2 separate regions of the Homo sapiens genome follow, and region 2 is linked to region 1. A link is a contact called in ENCODE Hi-C or POLR2A ChIA-PET data. All regions are on one chromosome and are shown on one strand. Each heading gives the region's core, a stretch centred on a gene start or an enhancer-like site at or near the end of the contact. The rest is flanking DNA. Distances are from core to core; before and after follow the strand shown.

Region 1 (6,504 bases), core at 1,015-3,514:
GCCGCCGCCAGCTGCGCCCCCACCAGGCTGCCCGGCTTGGTGGGGTCAAGTGCCACGCCGTGTGGCAGGAACTGGGGCGGGTAGCCGGCGTAGGCCCCGGCCAGGCTGCCTGGGTAGGTCATACCCGCGGGAGGCAGAGGGAACACTGTCTGGCCCGGCTTGTAGGGTGACACGGGAGCCACCAGCCCAGAGCCCAACACTGAGGAGGAGGTGGGCGCGCTGGGGCCGGAGCCGGAGCTGGAGCCCGATGAACCGCCGCAGTCCGAGCCCAGAGCCTTGCCTCCCGGGCCCCCATCCGGATGCTGGTTCACATCCACATTAATCCCGCCGCCGCAGCTAATCCGGCCGTGTGCCAGCCCCGTGGGTCCCCCTTCGGCCGAGGCGCCCCCGGTGCCCTTGCCACCGCCGCCCACGTCGGTGTCTTTCTTGTCGTCCTTGCCCTCCGGGGCACCCCCGGCCGAGGACAGCATACCTCCCGGCGAGCAGGCCGAGGCGCTGGAGCTCGGGCTGCCTGTCCTGGGCGTGAATGGCTGGCAGGTGGCGCTCGGTACCCGGAATCCCGACTTCTCCGACGAAACACCCCCGCCGCCGCCCCCGCCACCGCCACCGCCTCCACCGCCGCCTCCCGGCTCCTTCTTATCCGAGCCGGGTTTGGAGTACGGCTTGAAACTCGACTTGTCCTCCACGCCGATGTCGCTCAGCTTCAGGGGGCCCGATTTGGTGTCCTTGTCGCCCGCAGCACCGCCGCCGGCACCGCCCGCGCCGCCCCCGTTGGAGGCAACCGAGGAGAGTTTGGAGGAGGGCGAGGGGTCGGGCTTCCCGATCTGCGAACATGTTTGCGCCAACAGCGCCAGCGGGCTCTTCTTGGCATCGAGCTGCGGGGTCAGACGATGGGGGGGGAGCGTCACACAGAGAAAGAAGTGGAAACCCTTTAGAATCCTGGCTTCTGGGGTTCAAATGCCTCTCCGCAACAGCCCACGAAGATCCTCCCAGCCCCAAGGCGCAATTCTAGGCGGCACCCCCTCTTCAACACCCACTCACAAACATTCTCGCCGTTGGGAAAGGCAGCAGATTGCTCCCCCCGCCCAACCACCACCCCCAGCAGCATCTTTCCTGCCCTCTCTGAGCGCTAACTAGATTTTTAAAGAGCAAAATGTTTTGGTTTTCGGTTCCTAGACCCAGAACTGTACCCCCTCCCCACAAACACTCCTTAATTCTTCAGAGTAAGGGCTCGGGCGGCTGGCGCCTCAGAGGCTGTGTGCACACACTGGCTTCTGCGGATACGAAGGACGGCGACTTTGGAACCGTATTTCAGACCTCCGCCTGCCTTCGGTGCCGAGTGAAGGGGCCTGGGTCGGGGTAGGGGCTTTCATATCGAAAGGAGAAACAAGTATTGGCAGCCTTGCTCCCTAGCATGCACGCCCCATTCCACTTCCTCCCCCTTTTCCGCCCTAGTTTTGAGGTACGGAAGCAGTAGCCTCTTCCCCCATTCGGGAGCTGAATCACTCCGACCCCCCCACCTCCGCCCAGATCCCGAGAAAAAGAAAGCCCTAGGGTGGCAGCCAGGGTAGTGGTCCCAGTGCGATCCAGAGAGAGGGTCCTTACCTCGATGGGGCTGACCGGCGTGGAAGGCAGGGGCTGCAGGTACTCGGGGTGCAAAATGTGGCCAGTTCGTGCCGTCAGCATCTTCAGCACCTTGATTGGCAGGCGGTTGGCCTGGCGCAGGGGGTCAGAGGGGGGCACGGCGTGCACAAAAGGCTTGGTGCTGCCGGCCGGGGACGAGCCTGGGCCGGGGCCGGAGCTATTTCCAGAGAGCGCGCTGGTCCAGGCAGGGTCTGCACCGCCGCCTCCGCCTCCGCCGCCGCCGCCGCCGCTGTGCTTACTGCTTCTTAGGGCAGAAAGCGAGGGCGCTGTGCTCATGACCCACCCGCGCGCATGGGAGCAGCGGGGGGGAGGGCTCCGGGAGGCGCGGGGCGGGCTCGGGGCTGCGCGCTCGCCCCGGGAGCAGGAGCAGCGGGAGGAGGAGGAGCTGGCGCGGCGGCCACGGGCGCCCAGCGCGCCTTCTCGGCGCCTGGAGCCAGACGCGAGTAATCCTGGGTGGCCCGCAGCGGAGCCGTGGCCGGGCTAGAGGAGCCGGCTGGACTGCGGGAGTGCCGGGCGGCTCGCGGTGTCCGCCTCGGGCTGCTCCCCTGCGCTGCGTTCTCGCGGCCCCGCGCCGGCGCTGCGCTCTGCGATGCGAGCCGCTGCGTGTCCAGCCGGGGCTCTGGCGAGGAAACTCACTTCAAAAGCAGCTGCACCAAGGGGGAGATTAAAGCCTTTGCCGCCTTCCAATCAAATGGGAGCCCGAGGTGATTGGAGGGTCAAGGGGATGTGACGCGTCCCGCGCCGCCGCCGCCGCCGCTGCCAGGACTCTCAGTGCCGGTTTTAATGGGCAGCTCCCTCTTCGCCGCCCCCCTGTGTGTCCCCTCCCTCGATTTCGCTGGGAGGACGAGATGGACATTTATTCTACGTTTGCCATCCGCCGCCTCCCTCTTTTTTCCTCCTCGTCGTTCTTCCTTTCCCCAGCTCGAAAATAAACTGAAACCTTCTTTTGAAGGGGGGTGCGCGTGAGGAACAGACTGCGGGGGGTGTCCAGAAGGAGCACCGGTGGGAGTGTGGACACCGGCCGGACTGTCAACTCCAGGGGCGAAGGGAACCTGCACACCCAGTGTTTTTTCCTTCGCAGTAATCGAGATCCCGCGCGGCGCAGCGCAGCCACCAGGGTAAGAAGGCAAGGTGGGGAGCCGGAGCTGGAAGAAGCCCGCCCGCCCGCTCTAATTTCCTCAGATTCCGCGGCGGAGAAACCAGAAGCTAGATGGGCAGTCGCAGCGGCGGCGGCTCAACACCGCGAGGAGCGCTGGGCTCTCCGCCCTTCCCGGCCACGTGACGCCCGGGGACGCGTAGATTGGGGCAGCAGCGGGGGTCACATGTTTCCTCTGTTTCACCCTCAGTCTGTCCCCCAACCCCCCATTCTTACTCTCCCACCCTGTTTTCCTCCCTCCCCCCCTTCTTTGGGCATCTCCACCCCTCCATCAATTGTCAATGTTCCTCGACCGCAATCAATCAGTTATTTGTCAGCTCTTGTCAATCCTCCCGTGATTTATGTCAGCTTTTGTTGCTGATTACAAGGCGGGTGCGACTTGAAGGGAAAAAGAGAGAGGGAGAGAGAGACGGAGAGGAAGGAGGAGATTGAGAGGGAACTGGAGGAGGGGAAAAGAGGAGCGGCCTCCTGGGATGGGGGTGGGGTGGGGGCTCTAAGAAAAAGAATGAAAGAGGCGCACGGTGTCAGGAAAATGAATAGCGAGAGTAAAGTGCGCAGGTGCGCCCAGGGCGCCGAGAGGGGCGCGCAGGCCTGGAGTGTGCGCCTGCCCTCTCGGTGTCGGAGAGACGCCCTTCCACCTCTGGGAGCCTCGGTCTGTTGGGGTCGCGGAGTTCGGGCGCGGCTCCGGGTACCCGAGACCAGCGGCGGCAACTTCTAACACGGGAGATTTCCCGCCACCCCACCCCGCCGCCGCGAGTCCTCGCGGGGCGTGTTGCGTGCGGAGGTCAGGCTGCCACCCTCTGTAGTTCCCTAACCCCAAACTCGGAGACTTCTAAGAGCCACACCACCAAGGAACTTCTAGTCCTGGAGGTCAATGGTGGGGCAAACCTCGCCTCAATTCTTTGACCCCCTCGGGTCGTAAGCAGGGCTAAGAGGCTGCGAAGAAGAGGCCTGGCCATGGGTGTATGGGGGAAGAAACATCTCAGGCTCACTCATGCCCCCTCCCCGACCTTCTCCCACCTGCCGCCATCCCCGCAGGCTGGGGAGCCAGGGTAACTCGGGGCTGCTCTCTCGAATTTATTGGAACGCCGAGTCGGAATGAGCTGCGCTAGGAGAGCCGAGGGAAGGAGCGAGAGAGGGAGGGGGCGGCTGCCTGTGGGAACGCGGGTTCTTCCAGGGAAGCGGAGCGGGACTGCCGCGTTCCCCTCGATTTGCACCGTCACTCGGGTTGTTTGGGAAGAAAAGGGGAGGCGCTGTGCGTGCCACCGGGTACCTGGACCTGGATGCCCAGTGTGTATGCATGCCTGTGGCGCTGCGTGAGTTATCGGGGCTCTGATAGCGTCCGGAGCGGGTTCGAGGGTCTCCTCCAGGAACTCGCAGAAATTAGAGGGGGTGGGGAGGAGGACACACCCCCTTCCTCGGAACGACTTAGAAGACTTTGAATCTCCCCTCCTCCGCTTTTCCGCCCCGGCTCTTCTTTTGTTGTCAAGTCCTTTTGATAAATGGTGGGGCTGGGAGCTCTGGGAGTCGGGAGCCAGTCTGTGCCCGCGTGGGGGGCGGGGGCCGAGCCTGGAGACCCGGTTTCGACCGGCGCGCACCTGGGGCTGAGCCGGGTGCGCGCGGGGGTCGGGTCTGGAACTGCCCTTGGTATGCTCGCCCTCTCCTCTTGGCCCATCTCACTCCCCTCCCCCACCTGACTCCCCTCCCCGGCTTCTTTCTCTGTCTCCCACTCCGCACGGGTACCGAGAACTTTCCGGGGTGAGTTTTAGAATTTGCTCCTAGGCATTCTTTTTCTGCGTTTGGATTTTATCCCTTGATTCTTTGGGTTGGTAAACTTTATGAAATGGTAACTTGACTGAAGCTCATTTGGAGAGAAGAGGGGAGTGAGGCGGTGTGTGCTTGGGGCTGGTGTTTGTCAGTGTGAGCGTGTAAGAGCACACCTGCATTCAAGGGGGTTTGTAGTGTCCGTGCGACATCTGAGGGAGGTGAGTCGGCGAGCGGGTGGCGAGGCCCCACGCTGAGGGAGGCGGTTGTCTGGTCTCCGGGGAGCAAGTCCCAGGTGCGCGTTTCGGAGGGCGGGACAGTCCTACGCTGTCTCTGCGGGGCAGCGCGTCTGTGAAGCACTCTTATCCTTCGGGTGTGTCCATGTGTGCCTGGTTACTGAGTGCGCGGCCGTCTAGGTGTCGACCCAACCAATGGTAGTGCTCCTAACGCCGCGAGCCCACCTTTGGGCCGCTATCGCCGCGGCCTCCCCGCGAGGCCCGGGCACTGAAATTCTGGGGCCTGCGACAGGGCCGGGGGGGACGCAGCCAAGGGCGTCCCTCCCCAGCCTCCAGACTCAGCTCTTCCCCCTCTCCTCTAATTCCAGCAGCTTATTACGCCGGCGGCTCAGGGGAGGCAGCCTCAGCACCTGAAGCCTGGGGGGGCCGTGGAGTGGCTCCTGCGTCCCCCGGTGTGGCCACACACGCTCGTGGGGCTGCGCTGTGCTGCGTGGGTGCGGGTCGTGGTCAGCGTGCGTTCGCTTTTCTCAAAACTCCACTCCGAGGGTCCGAGCGCATGGGGGCGCCTGGGGGCCTGCGCGCCCGGGGCTTTTGGGAGGCGCCAGCGTCCGAGCCTGCGCACCTCGCGCAGGAGGCCAAACCCCCGAAGGCCGGCGCGGGCCCGGGAGTGGGGGCCATTAATTACTCTGCGCCAGGCCTAAAGCCTCCAACCCCCAGCAGCAGTTGGCGTGGATGTCCTGCGGATTTTATTTGCAAACAATGGAAATGATTTGTTTTCTCTAAAAAAGGAGTGGGCAAGGCAGATATTGGAGGAGGGGGTGGGAGGAGGAGAAGGAAGGGGAAAGAGCTGAGGAAAAAAGTTTGAAAATGCCTTGAACTATTCACTGTCGAGATGGCTAATCAGTATTGAGGCCGGAGGGCAGGCGGGCCGCCTTTCACCGCCGCTTCCCTTTCATCTCGGGCTCGGCGGAGGCGCTCAATTAAAAGCCTATCAGTTTGTAAGTAAATCAACGCCTATCAGAGTTGTCACATCAAACAAAACGATTATTATTGCAGCCCGCCTCCCCTATTAATCTCCCTCGAAGATAATCCGCCTGACAGGTCAGGCCCGGCGAGCTGGAAAGCCTGGCCCAGAGCACCCAAACAGTCCCGGACTGGCGCGCGCCCCCGGGGGCCTCCCCACCCCTGTCCTGCCCCGCCTCGCGGTCCCTGGGAGCGGGGAGAGAAAGCGCGCGCGGAGGCCTCTGCACCCAGGTCCGCCCCACCTGACTGGGAGCAAGGCCCAGATTCGCGGGGCCAGTAGGGGACAGTCCCGCGCGGCCCTCGCCGCTGCTCGGGGCAGGGGAGAAGCCTGGCGTGCAGGAGCCGCGGCCCGGCCCGGGGTCTCGCCACGGCCTGCGCTCTCCTCGGCTCTCATTTATTTTCTTCCTCCCTTCTTTTTGTTTTCTCTCCCGCGTCTTTCTGGGCTCCCCCATCTTTTTCCTTCATTTCCTTTTCCTTTTCCCTTTTTTTTACTTGCCAGGGAGTATTTCCCATTCTGGCTCTCTCTTCTTGGTGTGCCGTATAAACCTTTCTTGCGCAGCCACACTGCCTGGAGTAGGATGTTCTCAGGGCCCGGGTTATTTCTCCCGGGTTGCCCCAGGAGTGTGCAGTTCCCAGAAACTCATGGCAAAGTCCTCTATAATCTCTTTCCGAGCAGGGGCT
Region 2 (6,037 bases), core at 2,477-4,976, 750 kb after region 1:
TTTGTTGGTTTAAAGTCTGTTTTATCAGAGACTAGGATTGCAACCACTGCCTTTTTTTGTTTTCCATTTGCTTGGTAGATCTTCCTCCATCCCTTTATTTTGAGCCTATATGTCTCTGCACGTGAGATGGGTTTCCTGAATGCAGCACACCGATGGGTCTTGACTATCCAATTTGCCAGTCTGTGTCTTTTAATTGGAGCTTTTAGCCCATTTACATTTAAAGTTAATATTGTTATGTGTGAATTTGATCCTGTCATTATGATGTTAGCTGGTTATTTTGCTTGTTAGTTGATGCAGTTTCTTCCTAGCCTTGATAGTCTTTACAATTTGGCATGTTTTTGCAGTGGCTGGTACCGGTCGTTCCTTTCCATGTTTAGTGCTTCCTTCAGGAGCTCATTTAGGGCAGGCCTGCTGGTGACAAAATCTCTCAGCATTTGCTTGTCTGTAAAGTATTTTATTTCTCCTTCACTTATGAAGCTTAGTTTGGCAGGATATGAAATTCTGGGTTGAAAATTCTTTTCTTAAGAATGTTGAATATTGGTCCCCACTCTCTTCTGGCTTGCAGAGTTTCTGCTGAGAGATCCGCTGTTAGTCTGATGGGCTTCCCTTTGTGGGTAACCCGACCTTTCTCTCTGGCTGCCCTTAACGTTTTTTCCTTCATTTCAACTTTGGTGAATCTGACAATTATGTGTCTTGGAGTTGCTCCTCTTGAGGAGTATCTTTGTGGCGTTCTCTGTATTTCCTGAATCTGAATGTTGGCCTGCCTTGCTAGATTGGGGAAGTTCTCCTGGATAATATCCTGCAGAGTGTTTTCCAACTTGGTTCCATTCTCCCCGTCACTTTCAGGTACACCAATCAGACGTAGATTTGGTCTTTTCACATAGTCCCATATTTCTTGGAGGCTTTGTTCATTTCTTTTTATTCTTTTTTCTCTAAACTTCTCTTCTCGCTTCATTTCATTCATTTCATCTTCCATCACTGATACCCTTTCTTCCAGTTGATGGCATCGGCTACTGAGGCTTCTGCATTCGTCACGTAGCTCTCGTGCCTTGGTTTTCAGCTCCATCAGGTCCTTTAAGGACTTCTCTGCATTGGTTATTCTAGTTATCCATTCGTCTAATTTTTTTTCAAAACTTTTAACTTCTTTGCTATTGGTTCGAATTTCCTCCTGTAGCTCAGAGTAGTTTGATCGTCTGAAGCCTTCTTCTCTCAACTCGTCAAAGTCATTCTCCATCCAGCTTTGTTCCGTTGCTGGTGAGGAGCTGCGTTCCTTCGGAGGAGGAGAGGCACTCTGCTTTTTAGAGTTTCCAGTTTTTCTGGTCTGTTTTTTTCCCATCTTTGTGGTTTTATCTACCTTTGGTCTTTGATGATGGTGACGTACAGATGCACTTTTTGTGTGGATGTCCTTTCTGTTTGTTAGTTTTCCTTCTAACAGACTGGACCCTCAGCTGCAGGTCTGTTGGAGTTTGCTAGAGGTCCACTCTAGACCCTGTTTGCCTGGGTATCACCAGTGGTGGCTGCAGAACAGCGGATATTGGTGAACTGCAAATGCTGCTGCCTGGTTGTTCCTCTGGAAGTTTTGTCTCAGAGGAGTACCCGGCCGTGTGAGGTGTCAGTCTGCCCCTACTGGGGGGTGCCTCCCCGTTAGGCTACTCGGAAGTCAGGGACCCACTTGAGGAGGCAGTCTGTCTGTTCTCAGATCTCAAGCTGCGTGCTGGGAGAACCACTACTCTCTTCAAAGCTGTCAGAGAGGGACATTTAAGTCTGCAGAGGTTACTGCTATCTTTTTGTTTGTCTGTGCCCTGCCCCCAGAGGTGGAGCCTACAGAGGCAGGCAGGCCTCCTTGAGCTGTGGTGAGCTCCACCCAGTTCTAGCTTCCCGGCTGCTTTGTTTACCTAATCAAACAACTAACTGGGCAATGGCGGGAACCCCTCCCCCAACCTCGCTGCCGCCTTGCAGTTTGATCTCAGACTGCTGTGCTAGCAATGAGCGACACACGGTGGGCATAGGACCCTCCGAGCCATGTGTGGGATATAATCTCCTGGTGTGCCATTTTTTAAGCCCATTGGAAAAGCACAGTATTAGGGTGGGAGTGACCCGATTTTCTAGGTGCCATCTGTCACCCCTTTCTTTGACTAGGAAAGGGAATTCCCTGACCCCTTGCACTTCCTGGGTGAGGCGATGCCTTCCCCTGCTACTGCTCGTGCACAGTGCGCTGCACCCACTGTCCTGCACCTACTCTCTGGCACTCCCCAGTGAGATGAACCCGGTACCTCAGTTGGAAATGCAGAAATCACCCATCTTCTGTGTTGCTCACGCTCGGAGCTGTAGATCGGAGGTGTTCCTTTTCGGCCATCTTGGCTCCTCCGTTATTATCTTTACTGTTGCTTATTTTGAACAGGCCTACAAGCATCTCCTGGTGCACATGACCTAGAGTTTCTCTTGGAATAGAGTCGCTGAGTCTTTAGTTATGCATACTTTTAACTTTACTAGAAAATACCAATCTGTTTTCCAAACAGTTGTTCTAGTTTAACATTCCCACCAGCAAAATAGTAGAGTTTCTGTGTATATACATTTTCTCCAGCACTTCTTATTGTCCAATTTATTATTTTTGAGGACAATTAAGTGGGTGTAAAGTGGTATCCCCTAGAATTTTGGTTTGAATGTTCATCTTCCCTTAGGTGATTTTTCCAGAACTGGAATTCTGTATCTCCTTTGCACTAACAAAGCAGTAGATTACTGTAAAGCTATAAAACACAAATTAAATAATATGATCATCTGTAATGCAGCAGTCAAGGAGTGATTAGGATGTGCTGTGAGGACGGAAGAGAAGTCATTCTTACAGTGCAGTAGAAAAAGCCTTGGTCTTGAATCAGGAGAGTCAGTGCCTGGTCCTAGCTCTGTAAGTGATTGGCTGAGTGACTCACATGAAAACCTCATTTTTCAGTGTTTCCATTTCCTCATCTGTTATTTAAGGGTGTTGATCACAGAGAGTATGCTCTGGTCTACATTTTTGTCATTTAGTAAATCATAATCATCACATTCTTTTGGGTGTTTCTTTAAAGCATTTGGCCTCCATTTTCTCAGGTGATATTTCCAATACCTAAGTAATGTAGGCAGAGAAAAGATGAAATAAAAGCCTACAAATTTTGGCAGGGGTCTCCGTAGTGTGACTGTGGGGAGACCAGGAAGCTCCTCAAGCCCATAAATATCTCTGTTCTGGCCTCCCTTAGAGCCTAAAACTCCACAATTACTGTTTCACTGCTATAGTTCTTGAATGCCTTTGGGTCTGTTGGAGTCTTCCATTAAAATGCAAATGTCCCTGGAGGGGGTGGGGAGAGCCTTTAAGCTCATTATCACCTAAATCTTCCACAGGGATTAATTGATCAGATCCTTCCCCATCAGACACCTGGTTGGAAACAGAGCCTGTGGGAATGGGCACCTGGTTGATGAGGGGAAGCCCTGGGAGGGAGAAGAAAGGTTATAAAGAGAGAGGTGGACCAACCAGGGCTCCCTAGGGTTTGGCCATTTGCTGCTTCCCACAGGCTCATCTCTAGCCAGAAGCTCAAAATCCAGCTGGTCAAACACACTGGGCTACTGCTGTCTCCTTGGGGGGAAGTTTCCTCTTAGAACTAACTAAAGGCTGCCAACCAGCGGCAAACCCTCCTGTGTCTGCAAATGGCTGCCAAAAGCCCCTCCGCGCTACACACTTCTGTGGCAGATGCCTCTGAGCAGCCTTCTTTATGAGTCAGTGCTAAAGCCTAGCCCAGGTTCTAATGTGGCCACTCTGAGGCGTGGACAGGCCTTGTCAAAGGCTGGGCATGCGTGTGGGTGCCTCATCTGCTTTGTTTGACATCCAAACAACTCTTTTAAAATGTGGCTCTAGCCCCACCTCACAAAGGGGGCCTGAAGGGTGTTGTGGAATGTGCTTGGACCTGCTCTGTTTTCTTTCGGTCACCCACACAAAAATGTGCCTTCCCCTCCCCTGCCAGGAAACTCCCTCAGCAATGCATGGTTTTGCCTCCGCTGACCCTGGCCCCTTAACATGTCAGAATGTTAATAAAACACTACGGCTGTCATAACGCAAGGTTAAATGAAGTCTTCACAACCTGTCCATTAAGCGGATGTTTGTGTGTGTGGCTTTCTGCAGCTTCTCTCTGGATACAGCCTGTCTCAGTTTGTGGGCAGTCGATCGAGCCTTGGGCCTTTGTCTTTGTTCACTGTTGTGTTTAAATCCCCCCCATTCATTAATCATCCCTTTGCCTATTTATACCGGTGGCAAGGATAGCGAACACACTTAACGTCTGCTTTTGTTTTGGTGGCACCCTTTGTGAGGACCAAGGCAGAGCTAATTATTAACTGCGAAAAGACGTTAAAACTTTTAGATAAGCGCCAAATGCTGCATCCACTGAGACGCAGTTTTGTTTAAACCTTCGAGAGCTTGCGGCCAAGCAACTGGGGTGGCTTTATTTAGCTTTGAGTCCAGGGGAGTGATGCCAGTGCTCAGATAATTAATAGAGGCTCTCCATTAAGACCCAGCCGGGCAGCAGAATCCAAGCGCCCTGTATGCACCTCTGAACACCCAGCTGGGTCATCCAGACCTGAGCAGGCACAGGCAGGGGTGGCAGCTTCAGACGTAGGGCTCAAGGGGGCTCCTCCAACCTATATGTTTACATTTCCTGTGTACATTTCCTGTGAAGATCTTCGTTGTCAGCTTTTGGTGACTTTTACACCCTCCAGTAGGATCCTGATTTTCCTTTGCTGTTGGACATTTTGTGGAGCCAACTATTTTAGGTACAGCTATATCAGCTTATTAAACAGTTATGCGGCTTGCTACTGTTCTTCTGAAAGAGGTCTCCCCGACCACGTTTTCTAAAGCAGTTGCCTAAGCCCACAGCCATCCCTCAGTTACCTCTATTCCATTACCCAGTTTTTTTTTCCCCTCCAAGGCATCTGTCGCTATTTGAAATAATCGTATTTGTTTGTATTTCTTGTCTGTTTGATACTAGAATGTAAACCTCTTGTATCCTTTGCACTTAGCTCTTGATCGTCGCCTGGCACATATCAGGGGCCAAACAGATATTTATTTTATGTGTGGGGGAGGAAAAAAATATATTTCCCTCTACCCATTCTAGGCTCATTGGCCAGGGCCCTGTAAATTAGATTGCCAAAAGATAGGTTAACAAGAGAAAAGTATTTTTTGTTGTTGTTGTAAATTTTATTTTTGAATTGCATTTTTTCCTGCTGATACATGAAAAAGCAATTTTTTGTTTTCATATTATACACAACATCCTAACTTAACTTTTGTTTATTTACTAGTTTGCATTTCTTAAGTAGACAGTCATATTATCTACAAGCAAAAGATTTGTTTCTTCCTTTCCAATCCTTATAGTTTTTATTGCTTTTTCTTATCTTATTACACTATATAGGACCTCCAGTGTAATGTAGGATAAAGTAGTAATGGAATTATATCCCAAAAGTTTTCTTAAAAATAAAGAAAGCCCACATTACTAGTTTACCCACATAATAAAATTTCTTAGAACCACATAATAAAATTTCTTAGAACATAAAATTCTTCGTTTTTAAGTATCCAATTCATTGGTTTTTAGCATATCCACAAGGTTGTGCAACTGTCACCACTATTCAATCAAAAACATTTCCGTCATTCCAAAGAGACACCCCTTAACCATTTATACTTACTCCCAATCTGCCTCTTCCTTCAGCCCCTGATAACCTTAATCAACTTTCTGTCTCTATAGATTTGCCTATTCTTGGCATTTTATACAAATGTAGTCATACAACATGTAGCCTTTCATGTCTGGCTTCTTTCATTTGGCATAGTGTTTTCAAGGATGATTCTTATTGTATCATAAATCAGAACTTCCTTTCCTTTTTATGGGTAAATAATATTCCATTGTATAGATATACCATATTTTATCTATCCATTAATCAGTTGATGGACATTTTGGTTATTTCTACATTTTGGCTATGATGAATAATGAATAATGCTGCTATTAATATTTTTTGTATACGTTTT

Evidence for each region. Hi-C counts contacts between places; a loop is a spot of excess contacts on that map. ChIA-PET counts read pairs that join two places held with the same protein, here RNA polymerase II (POLR2A).
Region 2: a loop to region 1 is called in a map of Caco-2, with 10 times the contacts of the local background. The contact joins the enhancer-like site here to the promoter of ZNF503 in region 1. A Hi-C loop is called at or near these places in 1 of 168 maps with a recorded cell type or tissue (Caco-2). POLR2A ChIA-PET finds 5 or more read pairs at or near these places in 2 of 52 experiments (A549 and HepG2).

Annotation. Positions count from the first base shown.
Region 1 is chr10:75,399,500-75,406,003 of GRCh38, forward strand. It overlaps ZNF503 (zinc finger protein 503), which reads right to left and starts at 2,265. Exons shown (of 2, transcript NM_032772.6): 1 at 1,606-2,265; 2 at 1-875. The coding sequence starts at 1,920. It overlaps ZNF503-AS2 (ZNF503 antisense RNA 2), which reads left to right and starts at 2,029. Exons shown (of 2, transcript NR_024421.1): 1 at 2,029-2,762. RefSeq lists enhancers at 1,267-1,767, 5,229-5,969, 5,307-6,382, 5,970-6,504.
Region 2 is chr10:76,146,470-76,152,506 of GRCh38, forward strand. All of the region lies in intron 5 of LRMDA (leucine rich melanocyte differentiation associated), which reads left to right. Among named protein-coding and RNA genes, the nearest start is that of MIR606, 600 kb to the left of the region's middle. RefSeq lists an enhancer at 3,073-3,981. Within about 2 kb of position 3,727, at least 7 of the 41 ENCODE cell types and tissues checked have a DNase peak (open chromatin) inside an H3K27ac peak, as active enhancers do.